Linked DNA regions of Homo sapiens: region 2 is linked to region 1. The links are chromatin loops, found by intact Hi-C in ENCODE. Cell type or tissue: dorsolateral prefrontal cortex. All regions are shown on one strand. Each heading gives the region's core, and the rest is flanking DNA. Links, peaks and the distances in the headings are about the cores only.

Region 1 (16,444 bases), core at 4,350-12,349:
GAGACGAAGTCTCACTCTGTCACCCAGGCTGGAGTGCAGTGGCATGATCTCGGCTCACTGCAACCTCTGGCTCCCGGGTTCAAGCAATTCCCTGCCTCAGTCTCCCATGTAGCTGGGATTACAGGCGCCTGCCACCATGCCTAGCTAATTTTTGTACTTTTAGTAACGATGGGGTTTCACCATCTTGGCCAGGCTGGTCTTGAACTCCTGACCTCATGATCCACCTGCCTCGGCCTCCTAAAGTGCTGGGATTACAGGTGTGAGCCACCGCGCCCAGCCCACTCTCAGTTATTGTACCATCATTTTGGGTTTCCTGTCTCAGCACGTAATTCATAGTTTATGATGTCCTCATGGTCACACATTTCTTTTAGCTCTTATCCAGTTGAAGAAAGATCATTTGACATTCTAAAGATGTCTGCATGCAAACATTTAGAACTGTTGAGAGAATACAGCACACCAGGGAGACTATTATGACTATGAGGAGGACAATACCAAGAGTTTGCAGTATGCGCCTTAGCCAGTGTCCCCATAAAGCAAACCACCTAAAATCAAATAAAGAAGGAGCTAGATAAATAATCTACTCACTTTAAGCAGTCTCTTTGTTAATCCCCTACCACTGAACTTCTATAATACCTGATGTGATGTGTTTCTCCATGGGCAACAAGAAGTGCCAGCAGCTGCACAGATATTTCTCTGTTTAGCCAATAAGTAATGTAGAGCAATTATATTATTTAGCATAACTTTCACAAGATAACCTAAAGTCCATTGTGTAACCACAGCCTTTACAGTAGAATCTGCCATAGAGCCTATCATGAGGGCTAAATTTCTAGTTATTGCCCCATTTACTCCAAACCATGAAAAAAACCACCTAACAAATGATGTCTTTCTAGAGCAGTGAAGACCTCCTGGCAATGTTCTCTTTAACCTATGATGTAGGTTAAGAGGAGTGGACCAATGTTCTGTTTCTGACTGATTATGAGGCAATGTCTGTACCCTTAAAATTTCTCACCTACATTGGACCTTCCATCTGTCTAGACATAAGGTTATCCATATAGAAGGCTGGCTGCAAAATCCTTCCCAAGAAAAATTATGCCCCACGAGTGCACACAACAGACCCCCTTTTCACTTCTATTGTTTGCAGAGGCCTAAGCAAGAGGGAAAAACGGAAAGATAAGAGTCTCATGATAGTAGAGAAATCTTGATCTGTGATCTTGGGAAAAAGCTGTCTACATAAAGGATGCCATCTTCTTCTGGGGAGAAACTTCCCTGGTTAGCTTTACTTTAAGGATTCCAGTGGGTGTATAGTTCCAAGAGTGTAGAGGGACCCCTCTGACTTGTGAGATTGTGAACCCAAGGTTCAAGGTCCTGAAGTTTTGCTACTGTGTGGATGGCAAGGGCAGTCTTTCTCTGATGTTCTCAGGAGATCCAATCTTTGCATTCTAGATTGTGAAGGTGTTGATTGTCTTCAGTCAGTGAAGCATGAAAAGATTTCTTTACCTGGTGAAAATACACTGTTGCATAATGAGCTAGTGTATAACATCAACCCTCTTGCATGGGAAAGCTTTTATACAACCAGAAAACATGCATTGAAAATGACAATTGAATGAAATCCCTCTATAAATGTTTAAATGGCCCATCAGGGAGCAGAATGTACCTGAAGTTTTGAATGTCTTCCTAGGAATATGGGTTTGACAATCAGGTAGCAAAATATATCTGAAGTTTTGATTGTCTTCCCAGGAATGTGGGTTTGACAAACCAAACACTGGTCATAAACTATTTTGACAATTTAGAAATCATCACACCGATACATATATTTAATTTGGATTACTTTATCTTTTCCATGATGAGTCATGGAATGCAGAATTTTTAATGACAAAAGCTTTAAGGACTCAGGAAGGATAAGGCAGTCATCCTGGTTCTCCATGAGTCCATCCTTAACATTGAACTTATGTCTTCTTGAATACCAGTTGTTTCTCCAATTTAGGTGCATAGCACTGATAACCGATGGGTTATCATGAGTAATTTGACTTAGACCATGGAGTTCATTCAAAATGTATATCTAAACATTTTCAGTATTGGCTGATTTAGCATGAAAATCTGGCAAAGTATTTCCTTGGTATTCAATTAATTTTTGTTCTGCTTGGGTTAGCGGTTTTATAAACCAGTCAGTCTTTTCATTGAAGTTCTAGGAATTCTTACCCAGTCCAAAAGATATCATTCTAAAGTTATCAAAGCTTGTTTTCAAGAGTGCTTTTCAGGGTCCTTTCCGTCCTTTCATGAACCTCCTTAAATACATCATATTCTAGGATTTTGCATGCTTGTGAAGTTTTTAGAAACTGCATCAAAATTAAGCAATTAACTGTGGAAATGACTTCAGTCAGTTAAAAAAAAATTGACAAAGAAATTTGACTATTTCTGTGGCCTATAATAACTTAACCATGTTATGATCTATAGCATATACTCAGACATATTAGAATTTTAGAAATCCCATACAATTTTGGAACATATATTTATAACATTCATTAAAATATAACCTGAAGAAGGCTAATCATTATTTCTTATTTGACAGTGCTTCCCATGTAACTTAACATGTCAAATAATCCTGTTTAGCTCTCTTTTGGATGCCTCAGGGACCAAAGTTAGAGATCAAAAAAATACTTAATTTTGAGGCCAAAGTTTGGTTTTGGGAAGCTTGACAAATATGTCAAAAGTTTAAAATACTTGACCAAAATAGGATCACAGATCATCGTAGAACAATATCATTCACTTAACCAAAGTCATAATTAAAAGATTTTTAAAAACAAAAACTTGTACTCTTTGATAAAGGAGACTCAGTTTTCTAAACAAGCAAAAGACCTAAGACAGCATGAGACAGAATCCATTTCTTCTTCTTTACTGTCTCCTTGTTTCCTTTTTGCAGTTTACTCAAAAGGTGAATGAAAATATATTGCTGTGTCTTATTAATACTACACAAAATTTTTGTTTAAAAGAGAACACCAAATTTTACTTTTGTTTTAGTATAGTAATACTAAAACTAATTTGAATAAAACCTCATAAATAAATTTATCAAATCCGTCATCTTTTAACCACAAGGTTTCCATAAACCTTTCCATTTTACATTTCCCCCAGCTTGCTGTACTATCTTGTTTTATCTTTTTTTTACTCCTTCAATTTGAAAACTTTAGTTTTAAACCAGGCAATTTTTTTAACATACATTTTTATGCCTTTATAACTTTCCTCACGAAATGCATATTTTGCTTTTGCTTACATACTCTGTATACAGAATTGTTTCTCTCATATCTAGTAGTTTTTAACTCTTAGTAGCTGTAATTTCTAGTGAAAACCCTAGAAAGTAATTTTGAGCTGTTTTATATCAGTATTTGTAGATAAAAAAATTTTTAAATTTTGTAGAAAAGTAGTTCTTCGAGGCCGGGCACAGTGGCTCATGCCTGTAATCTCAGCACTTTGGGAGGCTGAGGTGGGCGGATCACCTGAGGTCAGGAGTTCAAGACCAGCCTGACCAACATGGAGAAACCCCGTCTCTACTAAAAATACAAAATGATCCGGGCATGGTGGCAAATGCCTGTAATCCCAGCTACTCAGGAGGCTAAGGCAGGAGAATCGCTTGAACCCAGGAGGCAGAGGTTGCGGTGAGCTGAGATCGTGCCATTGTACTCCAGCCTGGGCAACAAGAGCAAAACTATCTCAAAAAAAAAAAATCTTCTAATTATTGTTTATTAATATATCTAAGTATATTTAGCTTTTCTATACCATATAAAAATAACCTATCAAGGTGTATAACTCATGTTTAATAACATTTCAGTATCTTAACTTACAGATGATTCAGACATTATATGATTATATATTACTTAATTTAACATAACATGACTCTAAGATTTTAAATTACTGAAAAGAATTTTGACACCGGTAGCTTCCCTAATGTCTTCACCCAGCCATTCTAGGTCCCAAGTAGCCACGTGGCACCCAGGAGGACTCTGAAGATCAGGGCCTGTCTGAGTCCATCAGGACAGAAGACAGAGCTGTGAAGACTTTACCTGGACGACCGAATCCCTCCCAAAATAGCCAGGAGGCAAAACAGGAAAAGCAGAGGAAGAAGGGGCCATATTGGGCTTGATTCTGGCGTGTGGCTGCTGGTCTAGGCTCTAAGAACATGTCTCCAGACCTCATCATGGCCACCTATCCAGACCCCTGAATTCAGAGACTCTACACCAAAGACATAAGCTCACGGTCAAATCAAGCAAGTATCAAATTATATTTAACTGATAATTTTGAAACCATTTATATTTTGCCAACAATTTAAAAACTAGTTTCATTTACCAAATATCACATATACATAACACATATAGACATAGAAACACATAGAAGAAGATCTTATAGCTCTCGTAAAGGATTTTCATTTGCTGGCTTTTAAATAGTTTTTATTTTCCTTATCTATCAGTCTTCCAATAACCAGTTTCATTGCCCTAAGGAATTGTTAACTAGGCAATAAATTTGCATTTCTATAGGTACAACTCTTAGGTGGAACAAAAAAAATTATAATTCATAAGCGCAGACCTAAGATTTTAGGCCTAAATATTTTATCATCACTTAAACCAAGGGGAGAAAAAACCTGCTGAAGTAAAAGTTCACTTAAGATGTGAAAAGCAGAAAAGCACCTTAAACAAAGGTATGATTTTTTTTTTTTCTTTTTTGAGACGGAGTTTCGCTCTTGTCGCCCAGGCTTGAGTGCAATGGCGCCATCTTGGCTCACTGCAATCTCTGCCTCCCAGATTCAAGCAATTCTCCTGCCTCAGCCTCCTGTGTAACTGGGATTACAGGCATGCGCCACCACGCCTGGCTAATTTTGTATTTTTAGTAGAGATGGGGTTTCTCCATTTCTTATGTAAATTTAAAAGAATGGTAAGAGTTTGTAATGTACATAGGCAGACATCCTTAAAAATGGAGATTTTTGTTTATAAATTTATTTTACAAAAGAGTTTCAAGGCCGGGCATGGTGGCTCATGCCTGTAATCCCAGCACTTTGGGAGGCAGAGGTGGGTGGCTCACCTGAGGCCAGGAGTTCAAGACCAGCCTGACCAACATGGGGAAACCCCATCTTTACCAAAAATACAAAATTTAGCCAGATGTCATGGTGCACACCTGTAATCTCAGCTACTTGGGGGGTTGAGACAGGAGAATCGCTTGAACCCAGAAGGTAGAGGTTGCAGTGAGCTGAGATCATACCACTGCACTCCAGCCTGGGTGACAGAGTGAGACTGTCTCAAAAAAATAAATAAATAAATAAAAGAGTTTCAAGATAGCCAATTAAATTCCAGAAAGATGTATTTTAGTTTCATAGGGTGTTCTTTTTAACGTAGCTACTGTTTTTTTTTAGCTAAAATGACTTAGTTCAGGGTAACAGGTGGAGCACATTAAGGAATATGGCCAATCCAGTATGCCTGGATTCAGCATGGATAGATCTGAAAAGGAAGCAAGCCTATTTTACCAGAGGGGGTCTACCTTTTACAAACACCCTATGTAGGATAGCTATCTTTCCACCTTTGGGGTGGGATAGTAACGAAGCCAAAACGTTAGCAGATTTAATTTTTTAAATCAATTATCACTTAAGCTTTTTATAAAGTCTTTAAATAAAAACACTGATATCTTTTTAGGAGCCTCTGCATATTAATAGGCATTCCTACATAAGACTAATTTGGAAGCCCTCATTTTCAAATGCACTTCAGTGCAGTGTTGTTCATTTGGAATGTTCCACTGTAACTTATCTTTAGTAAGATTTCACCATTTCTGTAAGACTTTGCTGCTTGTGGGGCCTAATACTTAAGCATATATAAGCCAGAAGGAACTCAATTTTTCATAAATTAAGGATTCCATTTTTACCTCAAATATTGGCTTTGGCTTTCAGGTTCCCTTGATCAACTTAGCCGATGACTTTTTCCTTACCTAAGCACGCAAGAAAACTGAAACAAAGGGGTAGAACACAAAAATCCCTGCAAATTTCCAAAGCCTAATTTTATACCTCCTGCAATATTGCCATTTATTTCTGACCCAGTCAGATGGAGGAAGCCTCTAATTTGATCCAAGCCAGTTAATAATTAGATCCCATCCGATCCTGGATCCAGTCCAGTTTCTGTTGCTACTTCCCAAACCCAGTTTGGATCAGAAATTTGCTCAAAGAAATTCAGAGAGCTCAAAACACAAATCTGTGGAGCTTCGGAATCCGAGACAGAATTTACCACCATCCTCAGTTGCTGCAAGAGGGCAATGGACACAATGTGCCTGGTGGGTACCTCTCTTGGTCACCCAGCACTCCCAGGAGTCACTGGAAGCTTTACTTCGGATCCCACTTCTTATGCCATCTGTTAAAAGGAAAACTTTGGCTGAATTAAATTTGAAAGGGCTTAATTGAGCAAAGAACGATTCACAAATCGGGCAGCCTCCCAAGCCATAGTAGGCTCAGAGACCCCAGATCAGCCATGTGGTGGAAGATTTATGGACAGAAAAAAGAAAGTGACACACAGAACAGAAGTGAGGTACAGAAACAGCCGGATTGGTTACAGCTCAGCATTTGCCTTAATTGTACACGGTTTGAACAGTTGGCCACCTTTGATTGGCCAAAACTTGGTGATTGGCACAAGAGTAGACTGCAGTCTGTTTACAACTCCCTTTAAATTATAGTTCACAATGCACAGAGAAACCTTTAGGCTGAACTTAATATATGTTAGGGATGGAGCTTTAGGCTAAATTTGATTTGACACCACCCAGAGCCTCAGAATGTGACCTTATTTGGAAACAAGGTCTTTGCGGATACAATTAGTTAAATTAAGATGAGGTTATACTAGATTAAGGTGGGTCCTAAATCCAATGGCTGGGATCCTTATAAGAAGGCCAGGTGAAGACACTGAGACACAGAGAGAAACACACACAGAGGGGAAAAGACCACGTAAAGATAAAGGCAGAAATTGGAGTGATATTGCTGCAAGTCAAGGGCTCCAAGAATTGCCTACAACCACTGGAAGCTAGGGAGAATCAAGGAAGGATTCTTCTTTCCTAGAGTTTCTTGAGGGAGCTTAGCTTTTCCAGCACCTTGATTTCAGACTTCTAGCCTCCAGAACTCCGAGAGAATAAACTGCTATTGTTTTAAGCCACCCAGTTCCTTGTAATTTGTTAAGGAAGCCCTAGGAAACTAACACATCTAACAACAAGATGCGAGGAACACTTGAATCCAGATGGAGCTTTTTAAGGTTGCATATCCCCACAGTTCACGAAGGGCTGAGAAAAAGAGAAAATCACAAGAAGATCCTCAAGTTTCAACATCAAAGTCTACAATTCTCCCCTCTCTCCCTCGGTATGGACTTGAGTTATGATTGCTGTTGTAAGCCACTACGTTCTGGAGTAATTTGCTACACAGCAATAGAAAACTAATACAATTTCTAATGCAGCTAATTCATTTTACACTTTGAGTGTCCAGAGTGTCTTTCTATTCCATCTTCTGAGGATGAACGAATTAAGAACTTGTCTTAAGGCCATGTGTTCACTTTGTTTTTCTTGATGGATTAGGGGTGAGAGGACAGATTTTATTCTGTAGGATGGGAAGACTGTCATGAACTACTTGGGTCAACCAGAGATTATAGCTACAGGAAAAAATTAATATTCTTTCTTTTGGTTCTGTTGAGTCAGTAGAGTTGCTGCCCGCCTCCCCTTGGTCAACTCGCCTGGCAGTGGTTACCCAGGCTGCTGTGGCTTCCAAACTTAGTCTAATCTGCCCACCCCACATCCTCAGGACAGACAGACGTCCAGTATTGTAGCTTTCTAATTCAAAGTCTCCTTGAGGCTACAAGCCTGTAAGTCTTCCTCACAGCTTTTTTTTTTTTTTTTAAACTCTGAGATGTCTATGGCTGAATAACTGATGACAGTTTTGCTTTTATAAAGTAACTTTGAAGCGTGGGTGGCTGGTAACAACTGGCCTCTCTCCTCATATCTGCCTGACAGTACTGATGTGACCAGATATCTGGTGCTGCTCGTCAGATCTGTCAAGTTCATCAGGCAAAAAAGAAACAGATGAGGGAGTAATATTTGCTACATTAACCAAGAAGTCTTACTTAGTGTATGGCTGATATCTTGGAAGTAGCATGAAATATGAAGTCAGAAGTTTTGGGTTCATGTTTCTGCATTGATATTTGGTAATTTTGTGGGTAAAGTCACATGAACCCTGAACCTCAGTTTCTTTATCTGTGTAATGAGGGCAGTGTTAACATACCAATCAGCCTACATCCAGAAGGGTGTTTTATGTTTCAAATAAGAGAGTGTATATGTGAAAGGACTTAGCAAACCATGAAACAACTATATGTTAACATAGTTGTTGCCCCCTGAGATTATTTATTACTATTTCAATGAATGTATGTGAAGGGCACATTCTTAGAAAACAAGCTCAAGTCTGCATCGGCCCTATTATTGAGAATCATTGTGGAAGCAGAGAAGATGCTCCAATAGGGAGAATTTGGTTCTGTGCGTTTGAGAGGTTGCCATCCAATGTGGAAGTAGGTTATCCAAGACTTGGCTAAGGTTGTCTTGGGTGGGGGGCTCTGGTCCTGGTTGATTCAGCTTCTCATGAAGCCAACTGGGACCCTGCTCTAGCTGCTGTTGGCCTCACTGTTGGCCATCATGTTCAACACAATGGTTCTTATGGTGCTGACTGTGACAGCATCTGAAATCTTTCCAAATTTAGAACAATGGGAAAGTTGTCTTCTGTATTTCTCATAGGCTATTTTGATATATTTTTTTTCTTTTTTGTCCTTGTTTCTCCCCAGTATTATAACGTATTGTGTTCACTTTGTTGGGTACCGAATGGTCTTTCCCTTTGACTCGATTGCCTCTTGTTTATAAAAATAGCAAGTCAACCATGACAAATGACCAGCAGTAATCTTGCCTCCCAAGTACAGAGACTGTTTTCTTCCCCTTATTTTGTTTGAAAAATAAGAAAGCTTTTTTTCCTTTGGGGAAACTAGTCTTGTTATTCAGAGATACATAGTATAGAGAAAAACTCTAGAGTCAGGAGACCTGGGTTCAAATTCCAGGTTGGGCAAGTTACATAATCTCTTTGGAGGCCAGTGACTCTGGGGGTTGCTATGAGGGTCACAGTGTAAAAGCACCTTGTGAGCAATAAAATAAATGTTCTTATGACTTCATGTCTTTTCAGAGGACTGTGCAAATGCAGTAGTAGGCAGGCATTTCAGAAATTCTGGTTCAGGATATTTCTTTCTTTCTTTCTTTCTTTTTTTTTTTTTTTGAGATGGAGTCTTACTTTGTCACCCAGGCTGGAGTACAGTGTTGCAATCTCAGCTCACTGCAACTTCTGCCTCCCAGGTTCAAGCAATTCTTCTGCCTCAGCCTCCCGAGTAACTGGGATTACAGGTGCACATCACCGTGCCCTGCTAATTTTTGTATTTTTAGTAGAGACGGGGTTTCACCATATTGGCCAGGCTGGCCTCGAACTCCTGACCTCAGGTGATCCACCTGCCTCGGCCTCCCAAAGTGCTGGGATTACAGGTGTGAGCCACTGTGCCTGGCCTGTTCAGGATATTTCTTAGAAATGCTACATTGTAGCATAATGTGTGCTTGATCTGAAACACCTGAGTCCTGAAGAACATGTTGCAGATCTATTTATTCACTTTAAAAATTTGCAACCCTATCTGCTCAGTGTCCACCAACAGTTACAGCTCCTCCTGGAAGCCTGTGCCCTGTAGCCTATGCCCTGAGCCTTTCTCCTGCTGGTCTACCCCAGGTACCATGTCCTTTCTTTTATCCAGCTCCAGGCTGGCTGAACCTCACGAGGATCACACATGTTGACTTTCTCTTTCGCCTGCCAGTGTGGCCTGGAGGTGAGACTTGTGAATCTGCTTCAGGGCCAGATGTGAGGTCCCAACTAGCTGTGACTGAATTTCCTTGCATCTTCCAAGATGTTTTTTATTGTAAACGGTCAACAACAATCAACGTTATTCCTTTAATTTATGTGCAGTCAGCTTTCAGTTCTCCTTTACTGAGGATCACAGAGCTGTAAATAATGAGAAGACAAAACAGCACAAAAAGCAAATGTTATTCCTTTTATCTCTGGAGATGTCTGACAAGAAGTCTCTCACCTTTGTCTCCACATGCCTTGGAAACTATGTCATAAAGTGTGCTGTGTCAAATAAGACACTTGTCAAGCAGATTCTATTTTACCTATAGGAACAATGTTGCAAATGGGATGCCAAGGAAGTCAAGAACTAAGCATCCTGTAAGTCATAGCTATGATCAAGCATGTATCATGAAATATAGAGAAAGCAGTGGAGTTATGTGAAAGAACAAAGCTATAATTAGAGACTGTTAGACATGGAGAGCATGCAGAAGATCAACTAGTCTGAGTCCTGTGTTTTACAGATGAGAAAATGGGGGCCCTGAGGGTCAGCCACTTGTGCCAGGATGCACTGTTAGTTAATAGTAGAGTTGGGACCATAACCAAGGTCATTGACACTGGCCCAATGCTCCGTTAACTCTGTTGTACTTGGGGTCAGTGTCCTATGATCACTGATTGGGAAAGAGACAGGTCTAGGCTGGGATCCCAGCTCTGCCCTGTATTGTGTGACCTTGGGCAAGTTGTTCCACTGCTCTGAGCCTCAGTGTTCCTGTAAAGGGCTGAATTGTGTCCCCTTCAATTTTACATATTGAAGCCCTAACCCCAATACCTTAGAATGTGACTATATTTGGAGACAGAGCCTTTAAAGAGGTGATTTTGTTAAAATGAGACTGTTAGTGGCCCCTCATCTAATCTGACCGGTGTCTTTATAAGAAGAGGAAATTTGGACACAAGAAAAGACACCAGGTGTGGGTATGCACATAGAGGAAAGAACACGTAAAGACACGGTAGGAACGTGGCCGTCTGCAAGCCAAGGAGAGAGGCCTCAGGAGAAACCAGACCTGCTGATACCTTGATCTTGGATTTCTAGTCTCCAGAACTGTGAGGAAATTAATTTCTGTTGTTTAAGCCCCCCAGTCTGTGGTATTTTGTCATGGCAGCCTGAGCTGACCAACACAGTCCCCATCTATAAAGCTGAGATACGAATATTTAACTCTTGGGGGCTGTTGTCCAGGTTAAATGAGATAATTCATCTAAAAAAAAAAAACTTAACCAATGGCCGAGACACAGTAAATGCTCAGCAAGAGACAGTTATTATGGTTATGCAAAGGGCCAATAAAATATACATAAATCACTCCACTGTAACATAAATTTGACCTCACTACAATGAATTTGCCAGCAGTTCTAGACTAAGCCCCTAGTCCTCTCAGTTTGGTTTGCCTTCTGCTGATGTTTGAATGACTCCTGAAGGTAGACCTGGATTGTCTACCCATAGGTTTTTCAAAGACAATCCAGGGAAACTGAAATCAGTGTCTTCATTTTATCTTGATAACTTTTCCAGCTATAGTTAGTCATATTGGAGTCTTTCCATTAAGCTGAGACATCTATTTAAGATTCAGATTGTTCTTTTAAAAATAGACATTGGAGAATGCAAATATTTAGAGGCCTTACTAAAGAGTTCAGATTTTTAAGGATTTTGAGTAGAGAGAGATCACTCTTGAATGTACTCTCTCTGTTCTCTTTTTAAACTGCCAACAATTTCAAGACTGCTTTGCAAAGAGTAAACATCAAATGAAGAAATCTCCCAGGACCGCCTGAGAGGGAAGTGCAGAAGGCAGGAGAAGGGGCTTGCCCCCAACACCTAGGTGGCAGCATACAAAATCTGGTGTGTCCCAACAGTGATTGCTGAAGCCACTTCCTTCCCCCATGCTCTCCTGCTGTATAGTGTTGGCAGTGGCCACCCCAGACTAAAGGTACTGACTGTGCAGGGACATGGGGCTGTGCTGAGGGAGTAGAGCGTGCAAGTCCAAGTGCTGAAATGCTGGAAGTTCTTGTGTCAGTTTAGAAGGGGCAGCTGGCTCCCTGTCAGTTCTATTCTCTGGGAGTGCCTCGGCAGGCAGAATGCATGTTGATTTTCACCTAAATCCCAGATTGCATAATTCGCACAAGGGCATCTGATGTGGGTTGAGATTTCTCCCCTGCACCACTTAACTTTCTGCAAATCCTGCCTCTTTATCCTGGCCACTCCTTTCAGACAGGACAGCCAGAGAGTGTCTGTTTTGTTTCTAAAGAAACCGAGGCACTGGGACTTAAACTAGCAGGTGCAGCTAAGCTGACCCTGAAGCCAAGAGTTTCTGTACTCCCAAGGCAGTGTTTTATGGGCATTGTTCATAAATATCTTGTTAACCCTCAAATACAGGATCAGGGAAAGTGATCTGGTCTTGGAAGAATGCAGGCCAGAGACCCTGCAAAAGGCAAAGCCATGACTGGGGCGTAAGTCATGCACAGGGGCAGCATCTGTCTGGGTGGAACATAGTTGTGGTCATGGCTACATTACTAACCTCTCACTCAGTCATTTGTTGAAGCAGTCTTTCTTTGGGAAATGGGAGTTGGACCCTTCCCCCTTCTGAAATCCAAAATGCCATCAGTGATATCCTTCTCCATTCAGCCCATTCTGATGGCTTGTGGTGTCTTACAAGTTGCTGAAAGAATGTTGCCTGGAGGGAAGCTCTCTGGATAAAGACACGCTATGGATTCAGTCTTCCAGTGTAGAGTCTCTACATAAAAGGGCGATCAGATATGAGGCAAAGCAGATTCTAAAATGTTAGCTTGCATCGGTCATCTGGGGGGAATGATTAGAAATATGGAATCCGGGGCCCCATCCCCAGTCTTTCAGAGAGTTCCTGGATCTGTGTTTGCAACAATTGTCCTGGTTGACTCTGAAACAGGAGGTCATGGATGCTGCTCTGTGAAATACTGCTCAAGACAATACAGAGTATTCGTGTTTCTTCTGATTCTGAGCTTCAATGCATTTGGGACCCTTGGTGCCTCAGGTGCCCTCCAGACCTTGATGGCAGTGTGGCTGATCTAGGAAGACTGAAACACTCTTGGCCCCACTGCGACCTCTTGATCCTCTGGTTTTCTGCCTATAAGATGAAACACCCCCATGCTTTCAGTTTTAAGGGAAAATATACAGTATGATAATAGAGGTAATGTTGATTTTAAAAAGTGTGCTATCTTAAACTTAGATATAATTTAACAATAGCTTTCACTTTAACTTTTGATTTTCACAATAACCTCAATATCATTTCACAGTAAATCATTTCATTCATGAAGAAACTGAGGCACAGAGATATGTTCCAGAGCCAACAGCAACAACATTATCCCATTGACTGGATAGCTGAACTTAAGTTTGGGGTCCTGGTCTTTAAACTGGCCATTGGAGAAGGGTGCTTGAAGGCCTCACCAAGGAGTTTTGTTGTGGTCTTTTGTTATGAGGGGTCTCTTGAACTTGGTCCTGACATTTTCCTTTTTTGGCTCTCTTCTCTGTCCAAACTCTTACAGCACTAGAACTGGGACTGGAACACCATCCAATCACCAGGTTGGCAGTCTTCCTGGCAGGCTGTCCTGCCTTTCTGTATAAAATCCGTAGAGTACCATGTGGCTGCTGGTGCTGATTAGTGGATATAGGGGTTGTACTATTACCTTAATCCAGAGATTTACCAAAATGACATTAAAATCACCAAGAAAAACTTTTAAGACTTTTATGTGACCAGAGTCCCCTTCCTGAATTGGACCAGCTATAGCTGGATAGTCTGCCTTCCTTCTCTTAATGAGGGTATCTCATGTGTGGCATAGATTATGGTAGGAGTCAGGACACCTGAGTTCTGGTCCAGGCTTGGCCAATAATTTGCTGTGAGCTTGTGAGATTGTACTAATCTCTTGGAGTCTCAGTTCCCTCATCTATAACATGAATAATCTTACTCTGCACTTTCTGGGTCTAATATCATTCAATCTAACTCCTACAAAGCCACTGGGAATGCTAGGGATATATGAATGAATGCCTTCTCTAGGATCCAGTCATCTGGGGATGAGACATTTCCAGGGGTACAGAAACTACAGGCCTCATGGCTTGTAAAAAAATATTGGGAGTGGGTTATGTTTATTTTCTTACTCATTTGGCATATACAGATGCCCACTGCCTCCACCATTCATTTTGCTTTCAGCTTTTGTTTTGCTACCTGAAGAAAGCCCAAAACCTCTTGTAGTCACAGCAAGGCATGGCAAGGAAAAAGCTAATATGGTGACACTGGGTGCTTTAGTGCCTGGAAGTGAATAAGAAAGGATGGGCATGTCTAGCTACAAGCAGTCTTGGGGTTCCCATGTGGCCTGTTCATGATCTTATGACCAGGCATAGGAAAGTTGCTAAGGACTGATGAATTATAGAGAGCCTGGGCCTTAGCAGGCACCTACTCTGCTTCGAACTCCAAGTATATTGGAAGTATATTTACTAGAATCTGGATTTAGAGTAAGTCAAGGACAGGTATTGTATTTTAATGATATTTTCAGAGCCTCAGGAGTAGGCATTCAATCAATACCTACTGAATAAATGAACATGCCTGCAGAATGAGATCATAAAACTAGAGAGAAACAAATTATCCCCAAAGCTGTTATCAAGACTAGACCATGGAATGCCAGGACCAAGGATGTGGGTCTCATTTCAAATTTTTTTTGTTCTACTTTATCTTGTTTTGGTGCCAGCTTTCTTCATTACAGGTTATAAGGAGCTCTGAAGACAAAGGGTGGCTGAGGACCATTTCTCTGTTTTAAATATATATTTTAATGTATATAATTATATATTAATTTTATTTATATAATATATAATTTACATAATGTATAATTTTAATATATATAATATATAACACAATTTTCTATTGTGTTAAAAAACACATAAAATTTGCCATTGTAATATTTTAAAGCATATATAGTTTGGCAGTAGTACATACACCACTCATATTATTGTGAAACAAAGGCCATATATATTTATTTTTTGAGACAGAGTTTCACTCTTGTTGCCCAGGCTGGAGTGCAATGGCATGATCTTGGCTCACTGCAACCTCTGCCTCCTGGGTTCAAGTGATCATCCTGCCTCGGACTCCCATGTAGCTGGGATTACAGGCATGCACCATCACGCCTGGCTAATTTTGTATTTTTCATAGAGATGGGGTTTCTTGATGTTGGTCAGGCTAGTCTCGAACTCCCAACCTCAGGTGCTCCACCCGCCTCAGCCTCCCAAAGTGCTGGGATTACAGGCATGAGCCACTACACCCAGCCAAGGGCCATATCTTTTTAAGAGCTACTCCTGAGACCTAAAAAATACACAGATTTTCAGAAGTAAAATGTTATAGGAGATATTGCCTACAGACCTGCTTTCTAAAATTTAAATTCTATTTTCTAAAAAATTATTAAAGAATTAGAGCTATGTTCTTATAATTTTTAAAAACCCCTTCAGTAGTTTGAGTTGAAAAGAAAGAGTTAATATGGTGGCCATGACTATTACAGATGCCTTTGCTACATCTTCCAATGTGGGGCTTTCTCCTATGATATGAAATCTGTAGATTTTACATTTTTATTTATTTCCCCTTTGGTTAAGTCAGCATGTTTCAAGTCAAATAAAGCTGGGTTGCAGTACCACATACCACCATTAGGTGCCACTGTTTGACAGGATAGTAAAGGGACTGAAAGTAACTGAATAAAACTTTTCTTCCTTCTTTCTGTTTTTGTGCCTACTGGGTGCCAAGCTCTATGCGAGGCCCTGCAGATAGGGCAATGAGCAAGACAAGCCTCTGAGTGAGGTAGACAAATTATTACGATAGGAGGCGTATGTTTAAAAGAACAGTATATCCATGATGCTGTGAGAGCACTTGTTTAGAGTCTACTGCAGCAAATCAGGTGAAGCATGAGGTGAGTTGAACCATGGCAGGAGCTGTGAGGGTGGAAAGAAATTTGGGGTTTTGGGGCCGGGCGTGGTGGCTCACGCCTGTAATCCCCAGCACTTTGGGAGGCCGAGGCGGGTGGATCATGAGGTCAGGAGATCGAGACCATCCTGGCTAACACCGTGAAACCCCGTCTCTACTAAAAATGTGAAAAATTAGCCAGGCGTGGTGGCACGTGCCTCTAGTCCCAGCTATTTGGGAGGCTGAGCCAGGATAATCACTTGAACCTGGGAGGCGGAGGTTGCAGTGAGCCAAGATCACACCACTGCACTCTAGCCTGGGTGACAGAGCGAGACTCCGTCTCAAAAAAAAAAAAAAAAAAAAAAAAAAAAAGAAATTTGGGCTTTTGGAACACCTTGATGGGTTCATATTTTTGTGGTGGCCATGGATACAGATGGCCCTGACCCTCTTGATCACTGATCTTGCACTATGCCCCAGTTTGTAACATGGCCATGGGCAAACCTTTGGCTTATATGGTATTTTCTTTTAATGTGCATTATCTGCCAAATAAAATACAGATTTTTAACTTCTCATG
Region 2 (16,444 bases), core at 8,445-16,444, 49 kb after region 1:
TAATTTTAACACCCAGTGGTAGGTCTACCTGCAAAAATTATTTCTGTGACATATAACAGGTGTATGTTAGTAAATGTTTATTTATGTGAAAAAAGTAAACCCTCATTAAGCCACTGCAGTAGGATTTCCTATTAATTGAGCCTTCTTTGAACTGTCTTTATAATGCAGTCCATTGTAACAGGATTTTAATCTAAATATAATGGCAAAATTAAATAAATAGAACACTGCTTCATTCATCCATCTCTCCAATCATCCATCCAGACATCCATCCACCCATTCATCCAATGCTTCTTTTCTTTGTAAAATGAAACTGAAATGCCAATATTCATATTTCTCCCAATTATGCCTAACCATGCTACCTACTCCCTACTGCTCTGTTTGAACGTTATGTGAACTTGCTGTTATGGCCAAATAAGTCAGCCAAGATGGGAACATTAATTTCTTTGAGCAGATGGTTGTAAAGGTTGACCTGTAAAAAGAGGTGCCAATTTGTTTTGCTGTAGTGTGCTGTCACAGAAAAAGGACTCTGTTAGGGACATCTGTTGTTCTTGCTTGCCTGGCATCCCTCATCCCTTCTTTAGGTCACGGCACCTAAATTTCCTTTTCAGTATCTCACCTTTCATGTTCTTAGTCCATGCAGTTTGGATGAGGTCATTCCACCTGCTGGCATCAGAGGTGGGCATGTGCCTAGGACAGAATTATCCATCCCCTACACCATAGTGATTGGTCAAGAAATTGGCATTTGGCTTTAGTTGACCAATCAGAGTTCCCAAAAGATTTTTGCTGGAATTGTCAAGTAAGGAACACAGTTCTTCTTGAGAGTGGGTTCTAAGCCTGTAGCTTCCACTGCACATCTTTGCTACCATGTGGGGAAAGACAGTCTGAGAATGAAGCCAACAACAGAGGCAAACAGGAAAGTGGGAGTGAGGAAGAGGTGGCTGTTCTTCATAACATCAACTGGTAATTGGCATCTAGCTTTTTCTGAAGCCAGATCCACCCCAGGACTTTTCCATTACACAAACCAATCAATTTCCTTTCATTGTCTCAGGCACTTTGAGTTGAGTTTCTGTTACCTGTAAGCCAGGGATTCCCAGTGGTCAGGCCGCAGACCAGTACTGGTCCATGGAAAAATTGTCTTCCATGAAACCAGTCCCTGGTGCTAAAAAGTTTGGAGACTGCTGCTGTAAGCCAAAGTCCTGACAAATACAGATGCTTTCTGAGCATCTGCTACCTAATTCTTCCATTAGAGATTCATTCCTTTGGCTCTAGAATAGCATTTTCCACATTTTGTCCAGCAGAACACTTCCGTTAGATGCCAACAGGCGCTCCTTGGTCAAATGAGGAGGCAGGTGCTCAGGGCTCTTCAGGATTTAAAGGTGAGCCAGACATGGCTCCTGCTCCTGCACTCAAGGAGCCCCTCAACTTAGCAGAGATCATAAGATCGGTGCATAACTTATTTACATATCTACAAAAAAAATCTAAAAGAAAAAGTTCTCATGTCATCAGCCTGACCCACACATAAAGCACTTTGGCTATAGAATCACAGTTAAGTGAGTGATAAATACCGCCACGGGAGTATTTGGAGCATTGAAGATGTGAGGGACAGTATTTCCAGCAGAGAAAATGGCTGGGGCAAGGGTACAACACTGAGAAATTGCCACAAGCTCAACATGTATTTTGAAGTTCTGTAGGACATCCACAGTGACTGAAGGGTTGAGTTTTGGTGTAAAAGGAAGATTTCGGGGACAAAAACCAAACAAGAACTAGAGAAAAGTTTTGTTTGGAACAGATTGTGGAGGTTCTGATTGGCAGTCTGAGTGATTTGATTGGCAGCAAGATCAGGTAACCCTGTGAGGAGGCCAATGCCGTGGTCTGGTCAAACCTTACTGCAGGACTGGGAAGGACTGGGTGGAAAAAGAAGGCTGGAGGTGGTTGGAATCCCAGCCTCCGAGAACATTCTGCAGAGAAACTTTGGCCATATTTGCTCAAGAATCTTCCTCGTGGTATCATTTGAAAGCCATACTTTTTATTTCATGCTAAACATTGTCAGAGGGAGCGGTGGCAGATTCATCCCGGAATGTGAGCCAACGCACCGGGCATGCACTTTAAATGGCATTCCAGACCTCGGGCTGGCAGGCTCCCTCAGATCCTCGCCCTGCACTGGTTCCTGCCTTACCCTGAGTTAGGATGTCAGGAGAGAGGGTCTGTTTTCTTACCTTCCCAGCAGAGAACATCCAGAATGAGACACCAACCCTCCCTATTTCACCTCGTAGAGATATCACTGCACGGGCGTCAGCCTCGGTGCTGTTCTGATGATGCATTTTCTCTTCTTCTCTCCTGTCCTCCTTATGCCTGATCTTTGGGTACACTGTGTCAGCACTGCTATCGCTACACCCCAGTCCAAGTTACCGTTATCACCCACATGGATTCTCACTTGGGCCTCCTAGCTAGTCTCCATGCTTCTGCTTTTGCCCCTGTACAGTCTGTCCTCAACAAAGCAGCTAGAATAATCCTTTAAAAACACACCCAGATCCTGTCTCCCTTTGTCTTAAAACCTTCGGATGGCTTCCTGTCTGATTCAGAATGAAATCCTAAATTGCCACCACGGCCGGAAAGACTCTACGTGATCTTGGCTGCCTTTTCAGCTTTATTTCTTCCCGCTCCCCCATCATTTTGGGCCTCTCTGCTTGCTTTTTTCCCCATCTCTACGGGACTGCTCTCTTCATGGCCCATAATGCACCTCTTCACAATAGAAGCTTGTGCCTGTCAGAATAGGCTAATATAGGCTGCAGTAACAAACAACCTCCAAATCTCAGTGGCTCAAAATAACAAAGGTTTATTCCTCAATTACCACGTTGTGCTGTGCCTGTTGTGGGTTGGCAGAGGGGCTCTGTTTACCATCAGCACTTGAAGTAGACAGAACTGCCGCCATCTTGAATATTGCCAGCTGCTGTCTCAGAGGAAAAGAAAGAGGCTTTGGAGGATCTCATAATGTCCACTAAACACAAGGCTCAGAATGTCACATTTCACTGGTCACTTCTGCTCATGCTCTTTGGCCAATCATTGGCCTCAGTCAACCACAAGGGAACTGAAACATACAATCTTACTATGTGCCGAGAAATGGACAGGATCTGTAATTGTGAAGTGAACTGCACTAATGATGACCACAACTGTGCCATGGCAGGGTCAGCCAGGTGGAGTGAGGGTAGAGGATGGTGGAGAGTGAGGCTGAGGGAGGAGGGTTGGTCATCTCAGCTCAAGCTCAGGGGGAAATGAGAACATGGTGGGAGAGATGTGGAGATGGTTAATGGGTATGAAAAGTAGTTAGAAAGGATGAATAAGACCTAGTATTTGATAGCACAATAGGGTGATTATAGTCAATAATAATTTAATTGTACATTTAAAAATAACTGAAAGAGTATAATTAGAATGTTTGTAACACAAAGGATAAATGCTTGAGGGGATGGATACCCTATGATGTGATTATTACACATCGTGTGCCTGTATCAAAGAATCTCTACCTTATAAATATATACACTTACTATATACCCACAAAAATTAAGAATTAAAAAATGTTTAAAAAAAAGAAATGTGAACATGCCTGTGTTTAATGCTCACTGGCCCAGTCTGATGTGCCATGTGTGAAAGAAATGATGTGTGAAAGAGAACTTGGCCATTTGTCGAGTCCTTCTGGCCAAGTGTGCCTTTCCACAAATGGTGGGTTGGGAAGATCCCCCTGGCCAGAAAGAATTCTGATGTGTGTAATTGTTCCGTTACAGATTCATTCCTTTGGCTCTAGAATAGCATTTTCCACATTTTGTCCAGCAGAACACTTCTGTTAGATGCCAACAGGTGCTCCTTGGTCAAATAAGATTGGGAGATGCTGGGTTAGACAAGATTAAACAGGGCTTCCCTCCACAGGCCTTCTCAGATCCTTGCTTCATATGGAATGTGTGATGTCGTTGCTGCTCCGTGAGAGGGGACTGAAGTATGTGACATTTCTCCCATGTTTAAGATCAAGGAATTCCAGCCTACACAGATGCTTCCTAGGGTTCCACCGGGCAGCTTGGGAAACGCTTGCAGCTTGGGAAACAGCCTTGCAGTCCTACTGAGTCTCCTGTGGGAAGCAAATGTTCCTGGTAGGCCAGTCTGTAGGAGAATGAGATCAGTGCAGACAAGGCCTTGAAAGCATGGGCTCGAGAGGGGCTGCAGAGGCGGTGGGTCTGAAAGGGGGGGGTGGATGTGAAGATCCAAAGTGATCCTTTTCCCAAGGAGCTTGGAGCCTGGCAGAGCAGAGCTCCCTGGTCCCCCACCTCATGGCTGCCTTTCTCCATGGGAGGCCTCTCTCCCCTCTCATTCCTCCCAGTGAAGCTTAGCCGCCCTGCCATCCAGAGCTCTGTCCTCTCCCCATCTCCACCTTCCCAAGCCAACAGCACCCCAGGCTGTGTCTGGGTGTCACGGCTGAGCTCTCAGTGTCCCTTCAGCCTGGAATGCCTTCCCCTCCCTCAAGCCCTCTCTGGGAAATTCCTACTCATCCTTTAATAGTTTAGGCAGCCACTTCCAGGAGGTAGTCCCTGATAGCATCACCCCGCCCCGACCTCCCCACCCGCCTCCCCTGCTCCCCAGGGTCAGCAGGATTCCTTGTCCCTCCCGGGAGCTCCATGACACCCTTCACTGCACGTCTTCATCGCTGCCCCTCCCCACGTTCTTATGCTCCATTTCTGTCCCTCTAATCTGGGAGCCCCTTGCAGCATTGTCTCTGTATCTTTACATTCTCCCCTGGCAGGAGATAGCTTCTCAGAAATTAATTAAATGAATGAGACCCAGACCCGGAGCAGGTGAGCAGGGAGTGGGTTAAAATCCCCTACATGTACCACTTTAAAGAGTTTCCCAAGTTAAAACAATCGATTCCACATGTTCTGAAACCTCATCCTTCTTCACCATTGCTCAGCTCTATGGTTCTCTGGTTTCCTGGAGGCTGAAGTCTTCTCTCCATCCCTCTCACGGTCTGCCCACCCCGTCCACTTTCCATCTGACGTGCTCTTCCCTCTGTTGCCATGCCCTTGGGCCACTGATTCATATTGTCGCTTCTCAGAAATCATGAATGAGCATTGGAATATCAATGGCATGGCCTTAAGTTTATGCTTCCCTAAGTAGAAAGTAAATGCAAATATCTTGAGAAAACAATCTAACTTGAAGAATGGAAAGAAGGGTTGTTTTTCCATCTCACTCTGTCACCCAGGCTGGAGTGCGGTAGCACTATCTCGGCTCACTGCAACCTCCGCCTCCTGGGTTCAAGCGATTCTTGTGCCTCAGCCTCCTGAGTGGCTGGGACTACAGATGTGCGCCACTATGCCTGGCTAATTTTTGTATTTTTAGTAGAGATGAGGTTTCACCATGTTGGCCAGGCTGGTCTTAAACTCCTGACCTCAGGTGATCCATCTGCCTCGGTCTCCCAAAGTGCTGGGATTTTTTTTTTTTAAGGACAAAGTTGGCTTTAATAATTCATGAAAAAGAGAAAACTAGAAGGAAACTGGAAGCAGAGGACACAGAAAATTTGCTGTTAGCAGTGCACCCAGGGCTGCATGATGACTCTTCATGGGCTCTGGGCTTTTTTGCCTCTGTGGGCCCCTTCTCCATTAAAATATATAACTGCATTGCTATAGACAAGTACAATCTAAGCTGGGTTAATTATTATATATGCATTATTGTTATATTTATTTTTCTTTTGATTTGAAAAATGTTTAAAAAGTTTTTGGGCCCCTAGGCACTGTGTTTGCTGTGTCTAATAGCTTAGCCCACTCTGAGCCCACCACCCTGCCCTTTTGACACTTTGGGTCGCACTGTTCCTCCTGCTTGGAGTGTCTGTCGTCCATCCCAGCCTGTGTTGACCTGGCCCACGTGACAGATTCCTACTCACTTGCAAGGTCCAGCTCCAATGTAACTTTCACCAAATTTAGCAAATTAAAATACAGCATGCCCACTTGGATTTGAACTTCAGACAAATTACAAATATATATTATTTGTTATAACAGGCATGAGTATGTTCCACATGTCTCATGTCCCACATGTTGCATGAGACATGCTTGTACTAAGAAATTGTGCGTGCTTATCTGAAATTCAGATTTAACTAGGTGTCCTGTATTTTCTCTGGCAACACTAATCTGTAGCTGTTTCTGATTTGTTTTCCTTCCGGCTCTTTATCCCACCTGCGGCTCTCTCTGAGGCATTTTAGCGCTCTCTCCACACCTCTCCCTGCACGTCTCGCTTTCGGGGTATCACGGACTCCTCCCTGCAGCTGCAGTCCCATCTTCATCCCACTCAGCTGCCGTGGCCAGGGACGTGACAGTGTATTCCTTGTCTTAGATGAGTAAATATGAGTAAATGTGTGCTTGCCCTTCGTTTCCCCAACTGTCTGTTTTCAGGGATGACTTGGCAGCATTTGGTTTTCATTTCATTCAGGATGTTGTGAGGCTGAGACTAAAGATGAGTTAACTATTGCCTGGGATTCCAGCAGCGCTTCCGTTAACAAACGTGTGTCCCAAGAAGACCCTTGGGGCTTTTTCATTACCTGATGGAAAAAAGCCATAGACCCTCGGCTAAAACCCACGCCCCCTCCTTGGGTGGACTATGAGTGGAGGCAACAGGATTCCCCCTCCCAAGGGATTCTGGTGTCAGCTAGTACATCAGCCGTGGCCAACGGAGGATCTTGTGTTCGAAGGGAAGGTCTTTGTTTTTCAGACGTAGGTTCAGGAAATTCTGATTTTCCACCTCTATCTCGGGAATGGATTGATTCTTTTAAAAGTTCACTTTAACCTACTTCACTCCACACTCACGGTCCCCCAGAGTGCCTCCTTAACACAGCAGAAAGTTGGCCTGAGATGATCTCATGGGCACAAGCCACATAAGGCGGTCGGGACCAGTATCCAAGCTCCTCACCCAGTGCTCTTCCACCCTTCTCTGCAGCGCGGATTTCAGAGCTGGAGGCCAACAGCATGGCCTTCCCTCTGGGGATCGCAGTGAGGGGTGGCGCGCACTCAGGGCTGCAGACCAGCAAAGCACCAGCCCAAGAAGGACGGGGGAGCAAGGTGCAGGCGCCCCCAGGCTGCTGGGGACTTCCCAGCTCTCAGCACATTCTCCTTTTCTTGGTTAAGGAAGTTTCTAAAGTTGACCACTGGTTAATCGTTTTGTTATTCATGCTGAGCAAGAAACCAGGGTCCAAATACCGTGTGTGTGTGTGTGTGTGTGTGTGTGTGTGTGTGTGTGTGTGTGTGTTGTGTGTTTGGGGAGGGGTGCCCTCCCAGTAGGGAGCTGCCCAGTAGTTTCTGCCTCTTATTAATCTCTAGTACAGCTCGTGACTCACCATGAAACTCACAGGAACACGCAAGATGGCCCAAAATAGTTTCCAGGGTGGTCACCAGGTGTGATGAGAAAGAAGACAAAACAATGAACCCATGGATCCATGGTCACGTCTACATGGGGAATTCTGCACACGACACCCTCCCCTGGACTGTGAAACAATCATTGGCCCAATAAAGGCTCTGATAAGCTCTACAGTTATATTTTAAACCTTAAAGCATGGGTTGATGCTATTTAACTCAGTATTTTCCAAAGTTATTTGATCAGAGAACCATCCTGTCCTCCTCCCTTTTTTTTTTTTTAAATTTGAGGAGCATCTCACTGGGTAAGTAATCCTGGACACACTTTGGGAAAATAGCTCTAAAAAGGGAGAGGAGGTAAGCAGGAGTTTTACCATCTTATGTTCCCGCTCCAAGTCACTGACTTTGGACTGGAATTTTGGCTTGGAGAAAACGCAGCTGGCCTCAGCACCACCCTGGAGCCTCTTCCAGCCAGTCCTGGCAGAAGGACTCTGAATGCCTGAACCCACAGGTTGGTACCCGTGACTCCACCAAGTCTCCACGCAGGGACGGCGTGCATCGGGAAGAGGGGGCATTTCAGGCAAAGGCTAGTGCAGCACAAATGCCATCCATGGGGCAGCCTAGGCTGGGGCCATGCAGAAGAGCCATAGAGCACCATGCAAGGCCGCCTTTTGATAGTCACAAGGCAGTCTGTGACGTGACTCAGTTTCATACAAGCTGCTTCTTCTGCCTGGGACGCTCCTGATCTGTTGGCACTGTTTCTTAACTTCGGTCTTAAAGTCATTTCTAATTAAAGCAAGCTCCCCTGTTAGTGTCTATATTATAGGATCCTGTTTGTATTCTTTTAGCGTTTCTCAACACAGGGATCACTACATATTTTACTTTTTTGAATGTTGTCTGTCTCCCCGCAAATAAAATAACTCCAGGAGGACAGCGGTTTTTGCTTTGGTCACCATTAGAGCCCTGGTGCCAGGAACAGTGCCTGGCACAGTGTAGGCACACCATAAGGGTTTGTTGAATGAATAAGAACAATTTTGCAAGTTTTGTCCCTCCTGAGTGGGTGATTGGTTGCTGGGAGTTGATAGGCAAGGCCACTGACCATCCAGTGGGCTGTGTGGTAAGAAGGGGGTGATTCCTAAGAAATACTTGTGGATGGCTGCCTGGCCCAGTGCATGCAAGGAAGTACAGAAGTACAGAGAGCAATAGAAATGAGTTTTTATTTGTAAAAAGTTACAAAATGATATTGTACAAAAATAAAGTCTGTAGAGAACTTTGGTTTTATAACACAAACGACCAAGACAGATCAGAGAAGTCAGAACTTCCAAACAAGTGCACTCCTTACGGTATCAGATGGTGATCGCAATGATAAAGAAAAATCACAAACTTTACCCTTTTGTGGATTTGGTGGAGCAACTTGCTTCCATTAAAACCTGCTTGTGGTGTGTAGGTGATGCCGGGAACGAGCTATTGACACCCCTTGGATCCTACAGCTTTTTTGGGCAGGGACTCTCCATGGGGAGTTGTTGGGGGGGGTCACTGAGGTTGAAGCCTGGGAACAGTGGCCATCGCACTGCCAAGGTTCTCTGAATGGGACAGATGCCCCTGGGGCCACATCCAAATTGTGCTCCACGAATGACTGGATGGCTGGGGTTTGTCACTGTTTCGAGCAGTCTGAATTCTCAGCAAGATCCCAAGACAGTGTGAGAGGGAAGGCCTTTCCTCCATTTCCCAGGCGAGCAAGGGGAGCAGAAAGGACAGAGAAGGGCAGAACCATGAAGAATTTGGGTATTTTGGGGGAAGGGGATCAGATGTCTGGTAACTGCTGCTTCTTGTTACTATGATTATTTGATGGAGGCCAGTATTTCATTTAATTGCTAAATCTGTCATAGTTTTATACTAGTAGCCACTAAGGTAGGTAGTAATAGATTATCTCCTTAATGAAAATCCCTTTTATGAAATGCGTAACAAGCTGTAATACAGGGCCTAGTGTGTCATACATGTGTTGGCTGCCCGATAAATTCACAATCTAGGGCATGGAGGAGGTGGCTGTTCCCGCCCCTATGCTTCCTCCTGCTCCAACCTCTTTTTTTTTTTTTTTTTTTTTTTGAGACAGGGTACCGCACTGTCACTTAGGCTGGAGTGCAGTGGCATGATCACAGCTCACTGCAGCCTCGACCTTCTGGACTCAAGTGATCCTCCTTCAGCCTCTTGAGTAGCTGGGACCACAGGTGTGCACCATCATGCCTGCCTAATTTTTAAAGTTTCTGTAGAGACAGGGTCTCCCTATGTTGCCCAAGCTGGTCTCAAACTCCTGGGTTCAAGAGATCCTCCCACCTTGGCTTTCCAAAGTGTTGGGATTATGGGTGTGAGCCGCTGCACTGGCCCCGACCACCTTCATTTAAAGGCAGCACGCTCCTAAGTATGAGGCTCCATGTGTGTGGCTGTGGCTGGTCCCAATATGGCTTCCTCAGCACCCTTCTCAGCCATCTGCTCCCCAGGGAGCTGTCAGGTGTTTGGGTATATAGGAGCAGCAGCTGTTGACCCCCGGTGACAGCCCAGGGGTTGTACAGGACCTGGTAGACCCTACCTCTGGAAGGCCCCTGTGTCTCCCGGGCTGCACTGGGCAGCCAGCATATTCTCGGGAGGGCAGTGGGTGGGCAGGGATGGAGGGAGTCGGTAGAACGGCAGCTACCTGACAGCATTGTCGACATTACTTTTAGGTCAGCATTAAATCCAGGACTACCTACTAAAAGGAACTGAACCTTTTCTACATATGGTTATGCATAGTACAGATAGGTATACGTGGAGGGGACTAAGAGCTTAAAGACAACAGGAAGTGGAGCCCACGACATTTCTGTTCAGCAATGGAGCAAGGAAGAAATAAAGTCAAGTGCCAGTGGTCTCTGCACGCTGCTCCAGGAAAGGGGGCTTGCCTGAGATGCTCCACAAATAAAAATTGGGAAAAATGCTGAAATCTGGGGAAAATTAATGACAAATTTTCTTAAAAAGGTAAAGTAAGTGATTTTTGCCTGGCAAAAAACTTTTTAATACTTTGAAAAGCATGGACCCTTGTTCCCAATTCAAATTTCCTTTTGTCACCTTTCTTTGCATTTTGCGAGCACATATACTTTGGCACCTTTGAAAAGAAACTTTAATAAATAAGGGAAAAAAGAGAAATTCATTAGTGAACGGTAATAAATAACAATAACTTAAATTTCAATAAATATCTTCTCTATATTTCTGTATCTGAAACAGATGCATTGCATCGAGTAGCTTCTCTGGTCACTGGTGACCACGCATCAACGGAGCTGGTTATGTAACATCTGTCTCTCTGTAAACCAACAGGCCTGAGGGGCTCTCCCTGCCCGGGGGCAGTTCGGGGCCTTCCCCGATTCTCTCCTACAAGAATGCTGGCGAAAACCACAACTCGTTTCCTGTTTCCAAGGACATAAAGGAAATACCTTCAGGTTTGTGTTTAATCATGAGCACAGCCTTTTTGGTTCCTAGCCAACTTCTTCCCACCCCACACACCGTGATGGAAATCAATCACCAACCGTTGGCAAAAATGCTGGTTGTAGTAAACCTCGGGCCTCAACTTTCAAATGCAAAGGTGATTATCTCTTGTATCTTTGCTTTTTTTTTCCCCTCTCCTTTCCAGGGTATGTCTCCACTGAGTGACAGAAAAATAAACCTCTTACTTTCAGCAGTAAAACGTAATAACAAGGAACAACACCAGGATCTCTGTTTCCCTGGTGTCTTCGGACACATGAAAACAAATCACAGGAGATACACTGGTTTGGTTCAAGTGCATCCACCGCAACCGCGCCGGTAATCAGTGATGGTGGACTGTATCAGCTGAAATGGTGGCAATAGCCAACCAGGAACATCAGCCCTGAGCTTCTAGTGACATCGGCTGCCATCCTGGAGAATCCAGAGGGCTGTTTTCTCTCTCTCCTGTCCAGTTGTCTGTAGCTGGATCTCCCTCTACCAGGCTCCCATGATGGCTGCCTTCCTCCTCCTCCTCCTCCTCCTCCTCCTCCTCCTCTTCTTCTTCCTCCTCCTCCGCCTCCTTGGTCCTCATCTTCCATTCTGGGCAAACATTTCCTGGGAACCTTGGTCCCTTTCTTTGCACTGTAGCAGGAATGCAATACACAGCAGTCTCTGGAGCCGGAGTCAGATACATCCACACCTTTTAGCGGAATGCTTTCTTAGAATATGGTAAACCAGGTTATCATCTAAAAACGACAGGTCATCATCAAAGGCGATGGGTCTGCAACATGCCTGCCCTACTTTGTCACTCACCAGCCTTCTATTTCTGGATAAGTTTTTCAATATTTTGTCGTACGTTGTCTCAGCTGCATCGCAAGAGCCGCTGCAGTACCTAAAAATCAGTTCCTCCTTGGTTTCATAGCCCAGACCCAAGTCAGTGACATTTAAATGTATTGCAGTTAAGACACAACCCCGGTTTTTGCCCCTCTGGCCTCTCCGACCTTTTCCTCTGGAATTCTCTGGGTTGGCAGCTGCAGCCTGCCGATTCCGCTCTCTTCTAGGAAGCACTGCCATTTGTTTATCTGGTGACCTTTTCAGTCTTTTAATGGTGGCTTGAATAAAATCCATGACATCATCGAACTGATCAGGATAATCCTCTGGCATATTTGCTGTTCAAAAAGAAAAGAGAAAATGGCACATGAGACAAAATGATCATTTCAAGCCGTCTTCAAGATCAAAGTGCCCCCCTAAAGTCAGCAAAAATTGGACCCACAGCAAAACTATCAGCCGATTAAGCTATAGGACCACTGTAATCCCCAAAAACAGAGGCAAAAATGCACAGAAGAAAGATGATTTAGTTGGAAGAGGAGACTAATGTGGTGGTGACATACTTTCTCGAAGAAAACAAATCCTTAGAAGCATAGTTTTCATTTGAATAACATTCACCATTTTTAACAAGTCCATGCAGAGCTTGCTGTGAGCTGGCCAATCTTCTAGGGGCATTTTTCTTGCCTAGTCACACAACCTAGAGTAGTGGTTCTCAAATGTGAATATGCAGGAAAATACCCTGGATATTGACTACCATGCAGATTCTTGGCCCTACCCTTGGAGACAATGAGTCATTTGGTCTGGGGAGGGACCAAGGAATCTGCATTTCTAACAAGCCTCAAGGAATTCTAATGTAAAAGATCCACACACCAAAGATCCACGCACTAAACTTTGAGAGACACCGTCTTAGAGGGTGAAAAAACTGAGGCCTTCCACTATGGCTACCTTCATCTGGAATACTGAGTGCTCTTCCCTGAAACTTGCTTTGATTCTGTGTGGCTGAGTGGGACAAGAACCATTCTGACAGAACAAATGAAGAGCTCAGGAATGCAACTATAGTTTAAAATTTCCTTAAAAATCATAAAGGAACAGGAAAACAGTTTATATTTTACTAACAAAAAGACTAATTTACCGCTTCCTTTGAACAGCATGACTTTAACAAAAAAGTCCAGTGATAGAGTAAAATGGCATTTATGTATCACAGCAATAAATGAAATGAGATGCTGTTCGTGCATAGAAGCAGCCCTGCCCCCAAGGGTGAGGTCCAGCCTCAGCTGCAAGCTGTCACATGGCTCCCACTGTCTGGCTGCAAGCAGGACAAGAGGCTCATTAGGGAGATCACATGGAGGAAGGATGCAGGGACACTAAGATGTCTGAGACCTTTGGTGAAAGTATAAATCAGCAGTCTCTTAGTGCTTTCTGCCGGATTTCAGTGTTTGCTTTGGCCAATCAAGTCAGCAGAGAAAAATAACTAATGGAACAATGTAATAAATTTCTAAACGGGGGGAAAAACAATCCAAACACCTGTTTCTTGGGTAGTAGGCCTCTTATGCCCCCCTCACCTCATTTTTCAGGTCATTTAGTATGTTTAGGATTCTAAGTGGCTTAGAGAAATAAACCAAAGAAGAGTTGTCAGCAAGAGTAAATGTTTTTTGCCAAGATTGTATTAAAGCATAGAAAGATTACATTATGTCTAACCCATGTCAAATTGTTTTGTCATAAACCTAACCTATTTAATTGTTAAAATATATCAGGTATCCCTCCTATAGAACAAAATCTAGCAAAAGCAACTTAACCACGTGTGTGTAGAGTGTGTGTGTGTGTGTGTGTGTGTGTAATATATAAAACATATGATATATAATAATGAAAAGACTGGTGATTGGAATCCGTAGAATGCCTAGTTGCTATCTGAAATTTAGCATTGGCAGGATCAGCTGCACGGAAATCACAAAGCTGTTTCCACACTGGCTGAAGCCCTGTCACCTCTTGCCTGGATAACCACAGTGGCCCCTGAACTGGGCTTCCTCATTCTACCCTTACCCACCTTCGATCTATTTTCTACCCAGCACCCAGAGGGATACTTTAAACGCAGAACATAACCTCCTCTGCTCAAAACCTTCCAATAGCTCTCTGTTACTCTTAGAGAAAAAGCCCAAATCCACACTGGCCCTAAAGGCCCTACCTGACCTGGCTGCCCCTCTCCTCCAGCCTTTATTACCTCTGACCTCCTCTCTTGTTTCTCTTCTTGTTCCCTCCCGTCTAGCTACCCTGGCTTCCTTACCATTCCTCAAACACGGGGCTCAGTGTCAGCACCACTGACCTTTTCGGCTGGGTCATTCTTCATTGTGGGAGGCTGTCCTGTGCACTGTAGGATGTTTGGCAGCATCCCTGGCTTCCATCCAGGAGAGGCCTGATATGGTATGGCTGTGTCCCCACCCAAATATCATCTTGAATTTTAGCTGCCATAATCCCCACATGTTGTGGGAGGGGGCCCAGTGAGAGGTAATTGAATCGCAGGGGCAGGTTTTTCCTGTGCTATTCTGGTAATAATGAATAAGTCTCATGAGACCTGATTGTTTTATAAAGTGCAGTTCCCCTGCCTGCCTATGCCCTCTTGCCTGCCGCCATGTAAGATGTGACTTTGCTCCTCCTTTGCCTTCTGCCATGATTGTGAGGCCTCTCCAGCCATGTGGAACTGTGAGTCCATGAAACCTCTTTCCTTTATAAATTACCCAGTCTCAGGTATTTCTTCATAGCAGTAAGAAAACAGACTAATACAAGGCCCATAGCATCCCCCATCCTAGTCATGACAGATCAAGGTATCTCTGGATATTGCAAATGTCCCCTAGGGGCAACACCATCCCTTGAGAACTATAGCTTAAACAGTCAAGAACTCAGGGCCTTTGTGCTGGCTGTCCCCTCTCTGCCTGGACCCTTGGCCTATAGAGCAATTTGCATTTTACCTGCAATATAGGTAGGCAAAGAATACCAGATTAAATGTCTCCCACCCTGTGGCTAGTCCCACATCTCCTTCAAGTCTTTGCTCAAATGTCACTATCCACAAGTCCCACCTGACCTCCCTATTTAAAACAAGATTCCTCCCCAGCCCCTAATCCAGATACCCCTGCCCTGCGCCTCCCCCTCCACCATAATTCTTGCTACATTCTAACACACCATCTAACTGATTTCTTAGGGTTGTTATTTATAGTCTGTCTTCTCTAAAAGAATGTCAACTCCAAGAGGCAGGAACTCTGTCCTGCTTGTTCACTGATGGATCTCCAAGTGCTTGAGTAGGCTGTGGAGGCCTACGGTAACTGCTGGCTGAATGAGTCGGGTCATTTTACTAGGCGGAAAGAGAGTTCTTAATTTTTCAAGGGGACTCTGGGACTTTAGCTGAAAACTGCATCGTTATGAAATGAAATGCTCCAAAGTAAACAGCCCACATTACTCAGAAAAGCCACTCTGCCCTGAGTGGCACAGTCATTGCCCACCAGAGAGCTGAAGGACTGTCTCCAAACCACCTTTCCTCCTCAGCTTTCTGCAGCTTTGCAGCAGCATTAACTCTCAGTGCCCACCTCCCCTGGGTCTCCTAAAGCTCTCTGGTCCCTGAGTAATGCTTTCTTAAGGGGGCCCAGGGAAGTGCTCTTTTCTTTTTTTTTTTTTTTTTTTGTTTTTGAGACGGAGTTTCACTCTTGTCGCCCAGGCTGGAGTGCAATGGCATGGTCTCGGCTCACTGCAACCTCCAATTCCCGGGTTCAAGTGATTCTCCTGCCTCAGCCTCCCAAGTAGCTGCAATTACAGGTGCCCGCCATCACACCCGGCTAATTTTTGTATTTTTAGTAGAGATGGGATTTCACCATGTTGGCCAGGCTGGTCTTGAACTCCTGATCTCAGGTGATCCGTCCGCCTCAGCCTCCCAAAATGCTGGGATTACAGGAGTGAGCCACTGTGCCTGGCCAAGAGTGCTCTTAATTTGTCCTTTCCTTTGTACTGCTTTCTCACTGAACTTTCTTTAGGAAGTTTTCTTTCAAAACAAAACAAAACAACAACATTAAATCACTTTGGTTGACAGAAACAATTGACTTAAAAAAAAATGAGCTGCTTTAGCTATTGGTGATTTCTTTCAATAATAAGCTATTAAAGAGGAAATAAATACAGATGTGCCCAGTTTCAAAAAAAAACATGCTTGTATATAAATCGGAACTTATGAAACAGATCTATTAGGAGTGATTAATCAAAATACAGAAGAGTCTTCAAATTAAAAAACAGAGACTCTGTTTTACAAAAGGACTCACATCATAGGCTCTATTCAAGAATTCTAAATAAGTCATTAATTTAGGAACCTGGGCATATAGAAAGTTAAGTTCAATTAACAATCAACTGAAGATTAATCAGAAATGAGGGTAAAACATTACTAAAATTTTAATATAAGCTAATAGGAAAACATTAGAGTCACAGAAGTTTAAATCATGCTGGTTTAGAGACTCATTAATCTATATGATATATAACTTTTTATTACTAGAGTTACAATCATAAGGATTTGAATCAGCACTTATAGTGTTCTTTTTTAGCCCTTGATACTTGGAAGAACTTGAAAAACATTTTTCTCCCCTTTTTAAGACATTTTGACCACATGGCTTTGTCACAGGCTTTGTTTGCCAGGTAAAATACAGAAAGCCTGGTTGTATTTGAATTTCAGGTAAATAGTGAATACACGTCATAGCAAATTTGTCCAAACCCATGGGATG

The links. Peaks named below come from ENCODE experiments on the same cell type or tissue, not always from the same donor. Only the 100,000 strongest peaks of a DNase experiment are listed, where the experiment ranks them.
Region 2: it touches region 1 in a loop (2.0-fold over the local background); 5 of 110 quality-filtered maps call a loop at or near these places.

Annotation. Positions count from the first base shown.
Region 1 is chr5:37,759,460-37,775,903 of GRCh38, forward strand. No RefSeq gene overlaps it. Among named protein-coding and RNA genes, the nearest start is that of GDNF-AS1, 72 kb to the right of the region's middle. In dorsolateral prefrontal cortex, for the core only: no CTCF peak of the experiment used is centred there; a DNase peak (open chromatin) is centred at 8,642; H3K4me3 peaks cover 504 bases; H3K27ac peaks cover 2,421 bases.
Region 2 is chr5:37,804,099-37,820,542 of GRCh38, forward strand. It overlaps GDNF (glial cell derived neurotrophic factor), which reads right to left. Exons shown (of 3, transcript NM_000514.4): 3 at 8,579-12,037. The coding sequence ends at 11,553. Among named protein-coding and RNA genes, the nearest start is that of GDNF-AS1, 28 kb to the right of the region's middle. In dorsolateral prefrontal cortex, for the core only: CTCF peaks have their summits at 12,978 and 13,183; a DNase peak (open chromatin) is centred at 12,973; H3K27ac peaks cover 2,155 bases.